2 separate regions of the Homo sapiens genome follow, and region 1 is linked to region 2. Evidence: read pairs that join two places in POLR2A ChIA-PET (ENCODE). Cell type or tissue: MCF 10A. All regions are shown on one strand.

What was found. ChIA-PET counts read pairs that join two places held together with the same protein. Peaks named below come from ENCODE experiments on the same cell type or tissue, not always from the same donor. Only the 100,000 strongest peaks of a DNase experiment are listed, where the experiment ranks them.
Region 1: POLR2A ChIA-PET joins it to region 2 with 5 read pairs; 5 of 35 experiments call an interaction of 5 or more read pairs at or near these places.

What each region holds. Positions count from the first base shown.
Region 1 is chr1:19,357,890-19,365,889 of GRCh38, forward strand. The region is part of intron 4 of CAPZB (capping actin protein of muscle Z-line subunit beta); the gene reads right to left. Among named protein-coding and RNA genes, the nearest start is that of SLC66A1, 50 kb to the left of the region's middle. RefSeq lists an enhancer at 1,079-1,579. In MCF 10A, no CTCF peak of the experiment used is centred here; a DNase peak (open chromatin) is centred at 3,482.
Region 2 is chr1:19,433,894-19,441,893 of GRCh38, forward strand. All of the region lies in intron 1 of CAPZB (capping actin protein of muscle Z-line subunit beta), which reads right to left. LOC124903869 (a long non-coding RNA gene) reads left to right here and starts at 6,005. Exons shown (of 3, transcript XR_007065525.1): 1 at 6,005-6,120; 2 at 7,323-7,447. In MCF 10A, no CTCF peak of the experiment used is centred here; DNase peaks (open chromatin) are centred at 1,368, 2,398, 3,028 and 6,748.

The DNA of each region.
Region 1 (8,000 bases), 76 kb before region 2:
ACAATCCATGCAGGCCATGACTACTGGAGTCACCACGGTTGTTCGATATTTCTGTCTTTTGGGATATTTTACAGGGCAGATGAGAAAATACAGCAACAAACTCCCTACACCCTGATCCCTCCTGAGCCTGGCAGACCAGGGCTCCAGTTGGTCTTTCGGAGCAACCTCCTACAAAGCGCTAGCCGGAAATGAAGGGCTCAGCTTGAGACAGTGCTTCCTCCTCAAATCCGACGCAATGCAAAAACATCTTTTCTTTTTTTCTGTTTTTGAGATGAAGCCTCACCATCTCCCAGGCTGGAGTGCAGTGGCACCATCTCGGCTCACTGCAACCTCCGCCTCCCAGGTTCAAACGATTCTCCTGCCTCAACCTCCTGAGTAGCTGGGATCACAGGTGTGCACCACTGCACTTGGCTAATTTCTGTATTTTTAGTAGAGATGGGGTTTTGCCATGTTGGCCAGGCTGGTCTCAAAACCCTGACCTCAAGTGATCCACCCGCCTCAGCCTCCCAAAGTGCTGGGATTACAGGCATGAGCCACTGCGCCTGGCCCAGAAACATTTCTAATTATAATCAAATGGAAGAGGGATTTCTAATTACGATCAAATGGAAGAGGGAACGAAAAGGTTAGATGAGAAATGGGAATCAGTCTGGGATCCCAAACCCAACAGACCCAGGTCAACTACTGTGGCTCACTGGGACTGCCGTGAGCAGAGGTGAGGGGTGGAGTCAGCTGATGGGAACCGCAAATGCTGTTGATAACCAACAAAAACTATGCGAAATCTCATTTCTTGTGGCGAAAGTCTGTAGCCTCTCCGACCCCAATTAAGCCCCAAAGAGAGAAATCTCATCTCTCGTGGTGAGCACATCTTTATCAGAAAGTCTGGGGCCTCTCTGACACCTATTAAGCCCCAAAGCCACGGTGTGGCAGGTGCATTCTGGGAGCACCCTGCCCTCAGCCCTGGACAGCTGGGAAGGTGGGCCGCAGAGTGCACTGGGTGGGTACAGGCTTGGGAGTCAGACAGACCCAATGACAGCTCTAGCACGCCCAGCTATGAGTTATGCTCATGCATGCATGCGTCCAACAACTATTTACTAAGGGACCAGCGGTGTGAATATGGGCCTCAGGGACTTAATCTACTTTCTACGGCTGTTGAGAGACAAAAACAATTAGGAAAAGTAGACACCTGCCAAACGGTTAATGTAAAATTAAGTACTAGAAATTAACATGTATCTGTAGATTATGTCTCACCAAAGCTATTATATAACAAAAAATACACATTTACAGAATGTGGGTGATGGGTATACAAGAATTCTCTGTACTCTTTTTTTTTTTTTTTTTTTTTTGCAATTTTACAGTAAGTCATACCATTCCAAACTAAAAAGCTTTTGTGAAAAATCAGTACACGAATACACCGGAGTGTAATGTAACTAAGAGACCACCAGACCAAGAAAGCAAGGCATCCTCCCAGGAGAATGAGGGTGCCCTGGCTGGTCTGCCCTCACTCCAACCCGCAGACCTGCGGAGCATCCAGGGGGCCGATACTCAGGTGGGCTACCCTTGGCCCCCTGCCCAGGGCTCCCTCAGGCAGGCTGCGGCCAGCCCCTGCGGCAGGACCACATCCTGTCCCATTCCCCTCTCCGGCACTACCCACTATGATTAAGCTCTCAAACCGAGTACACCATGGTGTGTCCACGGGTGAGTCTACAGGAGGGCAGATGAGGGCAGGGCTGTCTGGCTAACCAAGTGTCACTCAGGGAACACCTGTCGGATGGAGGTGTCAGGTGTCAGATGCTGAGCCCATCGCTGGTCAAACTGCGCAGGGTGGGGAAGGGTCTGGCTCTGGCCAGGTGCAGCACAGGCATCCTTTCCTACGAGAGGAAAAGGACCACTGGATGAACAGACACACCTGTGAGGCCCAGAGCTCACTGCTGGCAGAGGTGATGTCCAGGAAACCGGCCAACACTGGCACTCAGAGATCCCACTCCAGAAGATCATTTCCTTTATTCCGGTCTGCTCCAAAGTCCCCATTCTTGGGGCGAGGCGAGGTAAGCAGATGAGTGTTTTGGTCCAGGGCCCAAAACCCCATCTGCCTCCATAGAGCCCTCCTGGTCTGGACCGGGCCCACACAGAGTTGGAGAGATCAGGCCATTCTGCAATGTTCCTGGAACACCTGGAGAGGGATGGACTGCCCCTGCTGGACCTGAGGGTTAGCAGGGCTCAGATGACTGGCAGCATGGGCTCCGTGAGCCTTTCTGGCTTGTTCTCCTGGATTCTTGCAAGTTAACTTACGAGGCACATCAATACTACCAACGGAAGAGCAACTCATAACAGACCTGCTAATACCCTTCCTGTTGGCAACAGATGGCTTGGTTCTAGCACACCGTTTTCCCTTTCAGTCGGCTTACAGGGAGAGCAGCCCCACATCAAAAGAGGGGGAAGAAAAACAAACAAAAAAACCCTACTTTGCTGGCAAAAAGGATGGGCCAATAATCCGTTCTTTCCTTCAGCCCTTCTGGAAAGAAGGCTTGCAGCCCAGGGGCATTTCATCCTTCCACTCCTTCACAGATCCATGCAGAGCTGCGGTGCTGTGCCTGCCCAAGGCTTGCTCTCCTCTGTGTGCTGGGACACTGGGGAGATGCAGGTCAGGATGCCCTGGAGGGGAACCAGGAGAAATCCCGATGGCCTGACAGCCCTTGTCGACACCCTCCGGTGACCAGTTCAAAAGCACCAGGTGGCCCACGGCTGCTTCCCCTCAGTCCCATCCCTGAGCGTTTCATTTCTTCCAGAAAAATAAAACAACCGCATTAAAGTTTTATAGGGTGGAACTGGCCGTTTCCACTCCAATGTCCCACCCTGTGGCCTGGCTCCCACTACGGGCAGCTTCTCCTTGGCGGGCCACGGTGACCAGGTCTAAAGTTTCAAATGCTGGAGCCAGGGGAGGTAAAAATGCAAGCTCAATTGTCACTCCTTGTGGGGTTACTATTCTTTTACCCACAATTTTAAAACTTACTGCAGGAACATTATTGTTTTTTAAAAAAGGAAATCTGAAAATTAGCCCACAATGCCATAAATCAACTTATCCCATAAATCTGATTTTTCCAAATTCCCTTCCAGTCCAGATGCATGACTTTTATATAACTGTAAGCACAGCAAGAGTACCATGCTGAATTTGGCTTTTTACACTTGGCACAGAATCATTAGCATTTTTCCATGGAGCCGCATGATCTCCATAATCATTTTTAACAGCAAGGATAGTATTCAGTCGGGTAGTATCCTAATTTACCATCAATCTGACTTTTAATAAAGAAACAACGGCGACAGAGTTAGAGGCGGCGTGGTCAATCTCTCACTTCGAATCTGTTCCCTCTCTGAATCGGGGTGTTCCAACTGAGGTGAGTCAGACGTGCTGAGACCTGGCCTCTGCAGGTACAGCTCAAACACTACAATAATTCAAGAATGGACTTGCATTCCATTCACCAAAAGGGATCTCCAGGGACTGGAGCAGCCACAAGTCTCAACCTGACATTCCGAGACAAAGGGAGCAGAGGACTGCATGGTTAGAAAGGCCTGTTTCAGAATTGCCCAGAAGCACCAGCCTCTCCTGCGAGTGCCATCAGGGCGCTCCGGCACCTTCAGGAGGGAGGTGACTGCAGGGCGCACAGACAGCGCCCCCGCTACATGGTTTATGGCTTTGCTCTGCGCGTGAAGCATTAATTAAAGGGGGACCACAACACGTTTTTGAAAATTTATTTCTTACCTACTGTACTTTGATCATAATGATATGAAACAAGGAAAAAATAATTTTTATGTGGTTTGCATTTATGAGTTTTTACATAAAGGCTTTTGTGGGTATTTTAAGAATGTGCTAAAACGTTGTCTGAAACCACATAAAGCCATCTGAGGAGTCGCCCGCCAGAATTAACAGCACATACATGGAAGCAGTTTAACTGGTCTTTGTATATTTAATGAGTCAAATAGTATTAATATTGTTTAAATGCTAACATGCTATTTCAATAAGGTGGCTCTACCATCGCCAGCGACTCACTCTCAGGCCTTGTACTTCCATGTGAGTGAATGATCAAATGTGGCCAAGCGCTGAGAGCAGGCTGCAGAGGAATTAATCCGCCCTGCCCTGGCCCCTGCCCATGCCTGATAATTTCAAAATCTCCCAACTCTGCAGGGAGGGAGGAATGGGCCCAGGACTCACTACCACAGCTCAGCTGATTTGGGCTCAAGAGGAAAATCCCAGAGAGTCCCTGCAGTGAGGTCTCTGGTCAAGGAGGTAGAAGGGGGAAATTTTTATTATATTTTTTTGAGACAGAGTCTCTCTGTCGCCCAGGCTGGAGTGCTTTATTTTATTTTTTTGAGACAGAGTCTCGCTCTGTCGCCCAGGCTGGAGTGCAGTGGCATGACCTCAGCTCACTGCGACCTCCACTTCCCGGGTTCAAGTGATTCTCCTGCTTCAGCTTCCCAAGTAGCTGGGATTCCAGGGGTCTGCCAACATGCCTGGATAATTATTGTATTTTTAGTAGAGACTGGGTCTCACCATGTTGCCCAGGCTGGTCTCTAACTCCTGGCCTCGGTCTCCACTCAGTGTTGGGATTACAGGCGTGAGCCACCACGTCTGGTCAAGAACCTCTTTTAAACATGCAGGCCTAGGACCAGGCGCAGTGGCTCACACCTGTAATCCTAGCACTTTGGGAGGCTGAGGTGGGAGGACTGCTTGAGCCCAGGAGTTCGAGGCCAGCCTCTATAAAAAAAAGAAAAAAGAAAGAAAAAAAAAACCGTGGAGGCCCAAAGAGAAATGCATGAGCTTTTCCTAGGCTTCTTTCCTAAATGGAAAGCCAGACAGCACGGGCAGCACAGGGCTGAAATCAATCCCCACAGTCAAGAGGCTGAATGACATGCTCAAATCAGAGCTCCCCAGTGGCCAGGACAACACAGGGACTAGCTTGCAAAGACTGCAGAGAAGTCAACTTGGACAAGTGTTGAACCATGAAGTGGGGGGGCCTCAGAAGCTCCAGGAAGATGAGGAGGGGGTGAAATGACAGACCAACTTGGGAATGACTGGGAGCAAAGTGCTGGAGTCACCTGTTTGCTTGCGTCCACTGAAGAGCTAACTCTTTCAACTGAGTGCCATCAGTTTTACCAACGGTCCCGGCGCCTTTTAAGACTTTCCTAACACAGATTAACATCTTGTTTTGTTTTTTGAGACAGGGTCTTGCTTTGATGCCCAGGCTGGAGTGTGGTGGTGCGATCACCGCTCACTGCAGCCTCGACTTCCTGGGTTCAAGTGATCCTCCTTCCCCAGCCTCCCAAGCAGCTGGGACCACAGGCATGCACCACCATGCATGGCTAATTAAAAAAAAAATTTTTTTTTTTTTTTTTTTAGAGACAGGGTCTTGCTATGTTGCCCAGGCTGGTCTCAAGCCGTTTATCAGCACAGCCAATTACAATTAAACATCTGGTTGGGTTTTTGTCTATCGTCACCTTGGTCCCTAAACGTGGATCAGCTAAAAGCCTAATGTGTCAGTAATTCTCTTCTTCTCAGAGTTTTAGGTCGTTTCTCCCTGAAAATCACTCTTCCAGTTGAATAATGTCATAGTCACGGATATAGATTCTATGTCCGTAACTTTTCAACCACAGGACTTCTGGGGGGAAGGAGAAAAAAGGGAAAACATAATACTTCACACTCAAAATGACCTAATTCACAAAAGTAAAAAGAAAAGAAAATGTTTCAGCTCCAAAAGCTTTATGGAGTGTCTGAAGCTGAGGTGTGCGTGGGGTGGAAACGTGCTCGGGGAATCTGAGCTGTAACTATGAATGACCCAATTCCCAGGCCTGGCCAACACGGGGCTGCAAATCTAACAGGGAAAACGGGAGGGGAAGAAGGGGCTTTGAAGCTGCTCTTTACTCCTTCCTTTCACATCACCTCCTGGGAGAAGAGCTGGATTCGTGGCTCGAATACAAAGGCTCCCAACAGATAATGAGTACATGCCACATGCCACAAGAACCAAGGCCAGGACAGACCTGCTGGGAGCAGGGCTTTCCAGCATGAGCCAAGAAACAGACTCTGTGGTTCTAGGGTTCACTGAGACATGTCCTTCTGGCTATTAGTGGGCTGGGCCACACTCACAGGACTTGGACCTCTGGCCTGAGATACCTGTGACGCTGAGGCACAGGCAGCAGCCAAGTTAGGGGCATTATTAAGGTGAGCTCCATAGGTGCTGGAACAGGGCTTTCTCTTGCAGTCAACTTCACTGAATAAAGCCAAGGGAAAGGCAATATTTGGCACCAACACAGTGCAAAAGACTTTTTTCTTATTTGTAAAATCAAAGAGCTGGATCAGAGGCCAGCGTAGAGGGTCCTCCCAGTTCTGACATTCCAGGATTTGGTGGTTGCATCAGGGCCTGTATGAGGCAGACTGAGCACCACAGGGCAGGTTCCTAACATCTTAGTCTCTGTCAAACTGCTGCTTACACACCTCCAGTGACAGTGAACTCATTACATTCCTGAGGCAAACATTTCTGTTCTGAACAACTGAGACAGTTCTCTCTGGACTTGAGTGAAGACTTCTCACTACTGCCTTCCAGAATCACAAAAAAACAAGGACTTCATGCCCTTTCCTTGCATAGTCCTTTCAAACATTTAAAACTGGCTTACACCAAGATTTCTCTTTTCTGGCCTTCTCCTCCTTGTAATTCCTCATACGACTCAATACCTTGTTTATCCTTCTGAACATACTCCAGCTTGTCAATGTCCTTCATAAAAGAACAGAAAACAATGCCCCAACTAAGTGTTAACCAATGCATAGCAGGGACCAGCACATCTCTTGGCAAACAGGCTACTCCTCCCTCCAGCACTCAAGACCAAATTAGCTTTCATTAGCAATCACACCTAATCCATGCTACACATACTGAACTTGCAGTCATCTCAAATGGAGTATTTTTTCTTTTTTTTTTTCTCTCTTTTTTTGAGACAGGGTCTCGTTCTCTTGCCCAGGTTGGAGTGCAATGGCATGACCATGGCTCATTGCAGCCTCGACATTCTGGGCTCAAGTGATCCTCCCACCTCAGCCTCCTGAGTAGCTGGGACTACAGGTGCATGCCACCACACCTGGGTAATTTTAAATTTTTTTGTAGAGACAGGGTCTCGCTATGCTCAGGCAGGTCTTGAACTCCTGGGCTCAAGTAATCTTCCCACCTCGGCCTCCCAAAGTGCTGGGATTATAGGCATAAGTCACCGTGTACAGCTGAATATTTTTTCTTATGTGTTGCCATGAAAATACCTCTCACATCCTGGACTTGAGAACTTGGTAGACTGGACCCAAGAATATCACTTTCCACTCAAATCTGTGACAGATCACTCTCGTAGACATGGCTTCAACATTTCAACGTCTCTTTTGGGATCCCGAAGCTGTTGTGATCTGTATTCTATCCAAGCCACTCTTCCCCCGAAGTCTTTATGCACAGGAATATACGTGAAAGCAGGAGACTGTGCAAATGAGGATGTCACTGAGTTCCAGATCGCGTGGATTTCCAGAAAGAGCACGGGCAGCCCTAGTGAAGGCTTCTGTGGAGAAACTGATGGTCCACCAGGAAGGAGGGCTCTGGTCTGGGCACTTTTTTCATGTTGGAGTCAGTATAAAGATGGAAACCAGGCCGGGCATGGTGGCTCACGCCTGTAATCCCAGCATTTAGGGAGGCCGAGACGGGCAGATCACCTGAGGTCAGGAGTTCGAGACCAGCCTGACCCACATGGAGAAGCCCCGTCTCTATTAAAAAAACACACAAAATTAGTCGGGCGTGGTGGTGCATGCCTGTAATCCCAGCGACTTGGGAGGCTGAGGCAGGAGAATCGCTTGAACCCGGGAGGCAGAGGTTGCGGTGAGCCGAGATCATGCCATTGCACTCCAGCCTGAGTAACAAGAGTGAAACTCCGTCTCAAAAAGAAAAAAAGAAAAAGAAAAGATGGAAACGCCCACAGCCTTGATGAGGCAG
Region 2 (8,000 bases):
TCTACACTGACACCATGGGCCCAGCACTGCAGAGCACAACAGAATTCTGCAACAACTGGCCCTCTGGCTCCCCTAAATAGATCACCAAAGTTTTAAACATATTTTAGTGACAGAAATGTACAATGCAACACTCTACCCACCCATGATACCTTTGCAAACTTAACCCAAGACCTGTCATAACGTTGCCCTCTTCCAATTAATGTCAGGACCCACTGGGTAGGGAGATGCCTGAAACATGACATCCTTTGGGCTTCGATTTTCCAGACCAAAGACAGAGTCCTTGAAGGTCTGCAGCTGGCAGAAAGACCTTGGAAGTAAGACAGACAAGAGTTCAAAGCCCATACTCGCCATTTCCTAGCAATTAAGGTCTGAATAATTCCTTCACCTCTCTGAGCCTCGATTCCTTCATCTGTTTAGCGGCAATAATAATCAAACCTATCTTACAGGGTTATTTTGAGAACAATATCACAAAATATGTGTAAAGAAAGTAGCATAGTTCCTAAAACAACAAATATTCAATTAAATAAAAAAAAAACAAAAACAGGCATTGGCTGGGCATGGTGGCTCACATCTATAATCCTAGCACTTTGGGAAGCTGAGGCAAGAGGACAGCTTGAGGCCAGGAGTTTGAGACCAACCTGACCAACAGAGTAAGCCTTTTTTTTTTTTAAGGGTTAAAAAAATACAAAACAGGTATTATCACCATCTTCTTATACAGAACTTCATTTCAGAAAACATAAGATTATAATGTTTCTAGCCAACGCAGTGGCTCATGCCTGGAACCCCAGCACTTTGGGAGGCCGAAATGGGAGGATCACTTGAGCCTAGGAGTTCAAACCAGCTTGGGCAACACGGTAAAACCCCGTCTCTACAAAAAATACAAAAATTAACTGGGCATGCCTGTAGTCCCAGCTATTTGGGAGGCTGAGGTGGGAGGACAGATTGAGCCTGGGAGGTCGTGGCTGCAGTGAGCCACGATTGTGCCACTGCACTCCAGCCTGGGGGACAAAACACCCAAAAGGCAGGAGAGTGGGTAGCCACAGAACAAGGGGCCTGATAATCAAGTCAGTCAAAAAGTTTTTTTTTTCCTTTCTGTCTCAAAGGAAAAAAAAAAACACACTCATTATAATATGGAATTAAACATATACACGCACACTCTCACTTATGTAAGTTAACATTCCCTAAAGGCATGAGAGTGGGTAGCCCCGGAACATGGGGCCTGAAAATCAAATCAGTCAAGGCCGCTCCTTTTTGGTTCTTTTGGGTAAGCCAAAATGATCTTTACTAGTGGAAACATTATTCCTCCATCAACAGACAAGTTTCCTGAGAGCTGGTGAACATCTTGCCAACAAGACATATTTCGCAAGCTCAAAACCTTTCTTTCCATCCCCAATCAAACGCTGAGTGTTATGTCTCAAGAAGAAAGCTGGCTGAGGAAGGAGCTTAACATCCTTCCATGAGCAAAAAGAATTAAAGAAAGGGAAGCAACAAGTTCCAGTTCCAAAATAGCTTTTTGATAACTAGGAACTAAGCCCAGCCCTGGACAGTATTACTGACTCTCACCACCACCTAAAGCAGGCTCTGCCAAACACAGCACAACAACCAACTGCTACTAACAACTTTCACTAAGCAGGTAGTGCACGGCAGGCGCTGACTTAGGGCTTAAAACACAGCTATAATAGTAATAGCTAAAACTTATTAAGCCATTCTTCTAAGTGCTTTATATGCCAATATCTCATGTAATCTTAAAAATGAACCAAGGAGTTAAGTGCCAGTATCAGTCTCAGATGCAGAAACTGAGGTACGGAGAGAGTGGTGAGCTTACACATTTAAATGGATGGCAGAGCTGGGGTTCAAAGGCAGGTGCATCTGACCCCAGAACCTGTGTGCCTACTCAATACTCCACAGAGCCCAGCAGCTGGGCCACCTGTGCTAAGAACCACTGCCATCTCTTTGTTTTAAAGTCTCCAAAAGAAGAGGAGCGGGTTATTTAGCACCTACTTTTGCACAGTTGAGTCACAAGTGAGGAAGGCAGCACCGCTCTCTAGTTAAGGATACAGGTTGGAAAGCAAGATTGTCTGCATTCAAATCCTGACTCCACCGGGTCCCAGCTGTGTGACCTTGGACAAGTCACTAAACTCTTCTGAGCCTCGAGTTCCCCCATCTATAAATGAGGGTAGTAACACAGTAGTCACCCCTTATCTGCAGTTTTGTTTTTTGGCAGTTTCAGTTACCTGTGGTCAACCATGGTCTGAAAATACTAAGTGGAAAATTCCACAAACAATTTGGAAGTTTTAAATTTCACGCCGTTCTGCGTGATGAAATCTCATGCCTTCCCACTCCATCCTGCCTGGGACATGAATCATCTTTTTGTCCCGCGTATCCACACTGTACAAGCTATGTACCCGTTAGTCACTCAGGAGCCAGCTCGGTTCTCAGATCCACTGTCATGGTGTCACAGTGCTTGCGTTCAAGTTACCCTTATTTTGCTTCATAATGGCCCTAAAACACAAGAGTAGTGATGCCAGCAATTCAGATATGCCGAAGTGAAGACAAAAGGGCTTCTTTAAGTGCAATTTCTCAATTTAATAAAGGAAGGGAAAAACTATATGCGGAGACTAAGATCTATGGTAAGAATGAGTCTTCTATCTAAAATTTTGAAGGAAAAGAAATTTGTGCTAGTTTTGCTGTCACACCTCAATGCAAAGCATATAGGGTTCGATATTATCTGTGGTTTCAGGCATCCAATGGGGGTCTTGGAGTATATCCCCCATAGCTAAGGAGGGACAACTGCTATACATACATTATACTGTTATTTTAAGGATTATGTGGGGGTAATCCTCATTCAGCATCTGGCACATACCTGGGACATAGTCACTGCTCCATAAATTCTACATGTTAAGTCAACAGAAAAGAGGAAGAAACAAGAAAGTAAAAGCATATAATCTAACAATTTCACAACAAAGGCCTCGCTGGCCTTCTGCCAACCTCCAGAAAACAGTGCTGGACTCTGTGTACCCGCAGTGTGGCTGGGACTGCAGACACCAGGAAGACCTTGGGACCTGTGGAGCCTGGATGGTTCAGTTGTCTGAGCCAAGGAGGGCTGGATTAGGCTCAGTGATCGAAGCTGAGCAAGTTTCAGCACATACCTCTACAAAGTGGACGCCCAGGGATGGCTGATATGATGATTCTTTAGGAAGCCAAATGCTCAGTTTCTCAGAAAGGTGTTTTCCTGTTTCATGACAGATAAAAAGGTTTCTCATCCAGACAAATAAATCTGCTGACTGAGAGCTTTCATTAAAAGCAAACAGTCTTGCAATAAGGAACCGTAAGCTAGGAAGGCCTTCCATGAATATATGAAATGTCACAAGTCCTCAGCCTGTGTCTGAGAGTGAGAGAGGGAGAAATTTGAGAAGGTGCTGACCAGCTCAAAGACTGGGATATCATAACCCTAACAACATCCAGTCAGTACATTCCTCACCTACAAACGAAAATCACAGGCAAGGCCACGCACCGCTGAGTCCCAGGAGACACACCTTCCCAAATAAGTGTTTGGGTGGGTTGCTGTTAACTTCCAATAAAGCAGATAAATGTCATCAATTGCTTCCTGTCTTCAGGTCTTGTCAATACAGAATGCTAAGTCCGCTAGCCTCGAAAGCCTGTGTACCTTCCACAGTCTTAAAGACTTGATGGGAAACTGGAAAAGCAATCAGGAACAGAACACCATGGGCACGAGACTCATTCCAGGTACTGTCACAGCAAGATACCCTTCTAGTATTCCAAAGCTAGGAACACACCTCCCCTTGCTCCCGCCAGCCCAGGGAAACCGAATAAGCTGTTTACCAGGGACCCCAGCAAAGCGAGCCTCAAAACTCACCAGTGGGAGAACTTCATGACACAAAGAGAAAACATTGTTGCTTTCATTTGCCAATTTTTAAATACTTAGCTCATAAGTTCTGTGACCAAAACTAATAGAAGGCTCGGGAGGAGAGCTCGGAAAAGCAGAGGGGGTTGTTTTCCTAGGCTCCTTCCTCTAACACGAAGGTGGAAATCAATTCGCTTTCCCCTTCTAACCCTTGAATCCCTGGAGAACGATCGTATTTGGATGGCCTACGAATGCTCAGCTTTCCAGTAGTGCCCCAGACGAGGAATCCATCCATCCAAGTATTGTTCTTACCTCCCACTACCTCCTACGTCAGGGGAGGGGACCGGGCACATGGTTCCGAGGTCATGCTCCTCACTTAGAGGATCGTGGGAATGCTTACGGAAACACTTGTCACGGCGCTGCCAGCTGGAATCGCTGCTTAAGAAGAGGCTGGAAAACTAGGGAGTGCGCGATCAGAGACGGGAGGCTGGGGAGAGCAGGGAGGCAGATGTTGTGTGTTATCACTGAAACAAACACAAGCCATCCAGTTGTGCACTTCAGCTACGTGCGGCTTAGCGTACTTCGATAATGCCTCCAGAAAGTCAGGGAAAGGAAATACAGAGGAAGCTGGGCCTCTCTTCTACCACCTCGAAACTGTCCTGCTGCCAAACAGATCTGGGAAAGCAGGTTTTAATGAGAAAATTCAATTAAGAAATAAACTTAAGTAACCCCATAGCATGCTGAGTGAAGAGAGGAGCCTTTCTCAAGTGTCTTAGTGCCGAGGAGTGGACCAAGGGGCTCTGAAAAATGACCAATGAGGCTTCCCGCCACTCAGAGGAAGCCAAGCTCAGAAAGGCCACGAAGACCATCCTCGCTTAAGCGCGGGGCCAGATTCCAAGGCCAGGTCTGCTCCGCCTCATCCATTTCTTGTGCTGCTTCCCAGTGAGACTCAGCAGAGGACACACGAGGCCACATGAGGTACTCACATCAGGATCTCAGCTCTCTAACACAGGGAGGGGTGCAACGAAGGCAAGGACACAGGTGCTGTGCGTGACTCCCCACCGGGGCCGGCGGGCACTGGGTGGCTCAGAGATCATTAGGAACGGTCGCTCCCTCCCTTTCTCCTGGTTTCCCTTCTGTCCTCTGATAGAGGAAAGTGGCTTAGATCATTCTCACAGGAAGATTAAATCCAGAGCAAGGGAAAGGGATAGGAATCCGTTTCCAATCAATGATGGAAACCAGATTCCCTCATCAGTTGGGATTCATTCTTACATGTTGTAAACATCACAGAGCTCCACCCATGGCTACAAGCGTTCAGGAGGTATGAAGCATGGTGGCACATCCTGGGTGAGAGCTGCCTGTGGCCAAGAAGCCTCCCGGCTTGGGCTGGCCCATCTGAGGGACAGGAAGCAACACGTCTCTTGGAAGTTATCCCCAAAACTCCCATCTCAGAAAGGTGAGATAAAGCACAAGACTGTCCCACTCTTGTAAATGTTCTATATTTACAGGAATAAAGTTTTAAAACCATCTTAGACAACTATAACCTCCTTCCTGTAGAACATACCCATGTACATTTGTACTCATATGGGAAAATATGGTATCAATTATTAATAGTAAAGTATTTGAATTAAAGGTCTTTTGTTCTTGAAGAACCACGGGATCTCAGTTTCAGTGGCCTTGGAGTCCCACTTCCCCCGTATGAAATCCCTAAAGCACTAGGTGTTTTGACCCCTGCTTGATCTTGACTATGGGGAAAATGCACCATGTCCCCAGTCAGCCTGTGTCACGCGGTGCTGGCTGTTTGGCAGCTCTGCCTTACACTGCAGCCTCCAGCACAGAGAGTCCTCTGTCCAGAACCACCTCAAGGATGTGCAAGTTCTCTGCCACATGGCATCCCTCAGACACCTGAAGTGAGCCATCTCAGCCTCCCTCCAAGCAGCTTCCCTCCCGGCTGACACTCCCAGCTCTGCTGTGTCCTGCACATGGCACGCTTCCGAGACCACTCGCCCTCGGCTGTCCCCTGGGGTTCATGCCACTGGATCACTGGGTGCTTAATAGGCGCCAACCATTTCAGAAACCACCTCTTATTCCCGTGAGAGCAACCCCTGCAAGTATTCTGTTTTGGTTTTGTTTGTGCTTTTTCTTTTTGCAGGAATCAAGGCCCTAACATCCAGAACCTCAGCAGTCTCTCTGGCTGCCATCCACATCATCTGCCCAGACACAAAGAGAGCGGGACAGGACCACAGCGTGGCCAGGTGGGGGTGCTACCGGTTTTCCCTACAGCTGACGTAAAATACATATATTACTGCAAATCTAATAACCTGCTTAGAAAGCACTTCAAGGCAGAACCATTCAGGAAATACCTTAATACAAAATACCTTTGTTTTTCTTTTCTTTTTGTTTTTCTGAAGCAGGGTCTTGCTTGCATACCACCATGTCTGGTTAATTTTTGTACTTTTTGGAGAGACGGGGTTTCACCATGTTACCCGGGCTGGTCTTAAACTCCTGGGCTCAAGCGATCCACCTGTCTCAGCCTTCCAAAGTGCTGGGATTACAGGTGTGAGCCATGCACCCGGCCCATAAAATACACCTTTGTAATGAATATGTGAGAAATAGATACTGGAAGAGATGATGTAAAAACAATTTTTTATTTTTATTTAATCTCTCTTATGCAGATTAAGCATTTCCCCTGAAATCCAACCCTCACAGCTCAGTCCAAACTTTTCCTCACCGTGAAAAGGTGAACTCCAGACCAGCCTAAGGCCAACCGTTCTGAATGGCAACCACTAGATTCAAAGCAAGGTGCTGTGATGTTGCTAGGTGTTTGGTTTGTGCTCCTATGACCAGTGTGGGGGGAAGGGACTTGGGCAGACATCCAAGCTGAGGTCCCCTGGGCAGAGTGACTCAGAATTAGTGTCTGGATAGGCATCCGTGCACCCAACGCTACTGACTTACTCCAGTTCATCCTGAAGACAGACTATTACAGTAAAAGCCATGTTTTAAAAAAGTTATAGCTGCTAGGCCGGGCGCGGTGGCTCACGCCTGTAATCCCAGCACTTTGGGAGGCCGAGGAGGGCAGATCACAAAGTCAGGAGATCGAGACCACCTTGGCTAACATGGTGAAACCCCGTCTCTACTAAAAATACAAACAATTAGCCAGGTGTGGTGGCGGGTGCCTGTGGTCCCAGCTACTCGGGAGACTGAGGCAGGAGAATGGCGTGAACCCGGGAGGCGGAGCTTGCAGTGAGCTGAGATCGTGCCACTGCACTCCAGCCTGGGCGACAGAGTGAGACTCCATCTCAAAACAAAAAACAAAAAACAAAAAACAAAACAGTTATAGCTGCTAAAACCTTATGCAGAAAGTCCACGAAATTTGAAAATATACATCATATAAACGTAAGCAAGGCTGAAAACACGTGAATCCCAGTTAGCTCACCCTGCATTCCTGCCCATGCAGCTCGTGACCCAGCTACAGCCTTGGGTCTGTACTCTCCCTGCAGTCAGAGGATGGGGACAGGTGGCACACTGCTGGCCTGAGCACAACAGGAGTCCGTTTGCTTGGGGACATTTCTTGGAAATAAAGTAAGTATAAGGGTGTACTCAGGAACACTGCATTTTATCTGGGACTCGGCTTTGTTGCCCAGCCCAGCACAGGGAAAGAGGAGTTTTAAAGTGTTTCAGAGGAAGAAAGAGAAAACCTTGTTGGCCTCAGGGGAGTGAGGTATAGCACACTCATTCAGCTTCATTTACTGAGTACCTACCTAGTATACACAGCAGGGCATGTTCACCCCTTTTTTTGCATAACAACATACACCCAGGGTGGCTCCAGTATACTCAGAACTACGGAACTGAAGAAGCATCACATCACATCTTTCCCAAGTGATGCTGGGTGGGGTCCCCAGTGTAGAAGGCAGACAGAGAAAAAAAAAAAAAACAGCAGCACCAAGCGGCTCAAAAGCTCAGGAGAGGCCGGGCACAGTGGCTCATGCCTATAATCCCAGCACTTTGGGAGGCCGAGGCGGGCAGATCACCTAAGGTCAGGAGTTCGAGACCAGCCTGGCAAACATGGCAAAACCCCATCTCTACCAAAAGTACAAAAATTAGCTGGGCGTGGTGGTGGATGCCTTGTAATCCC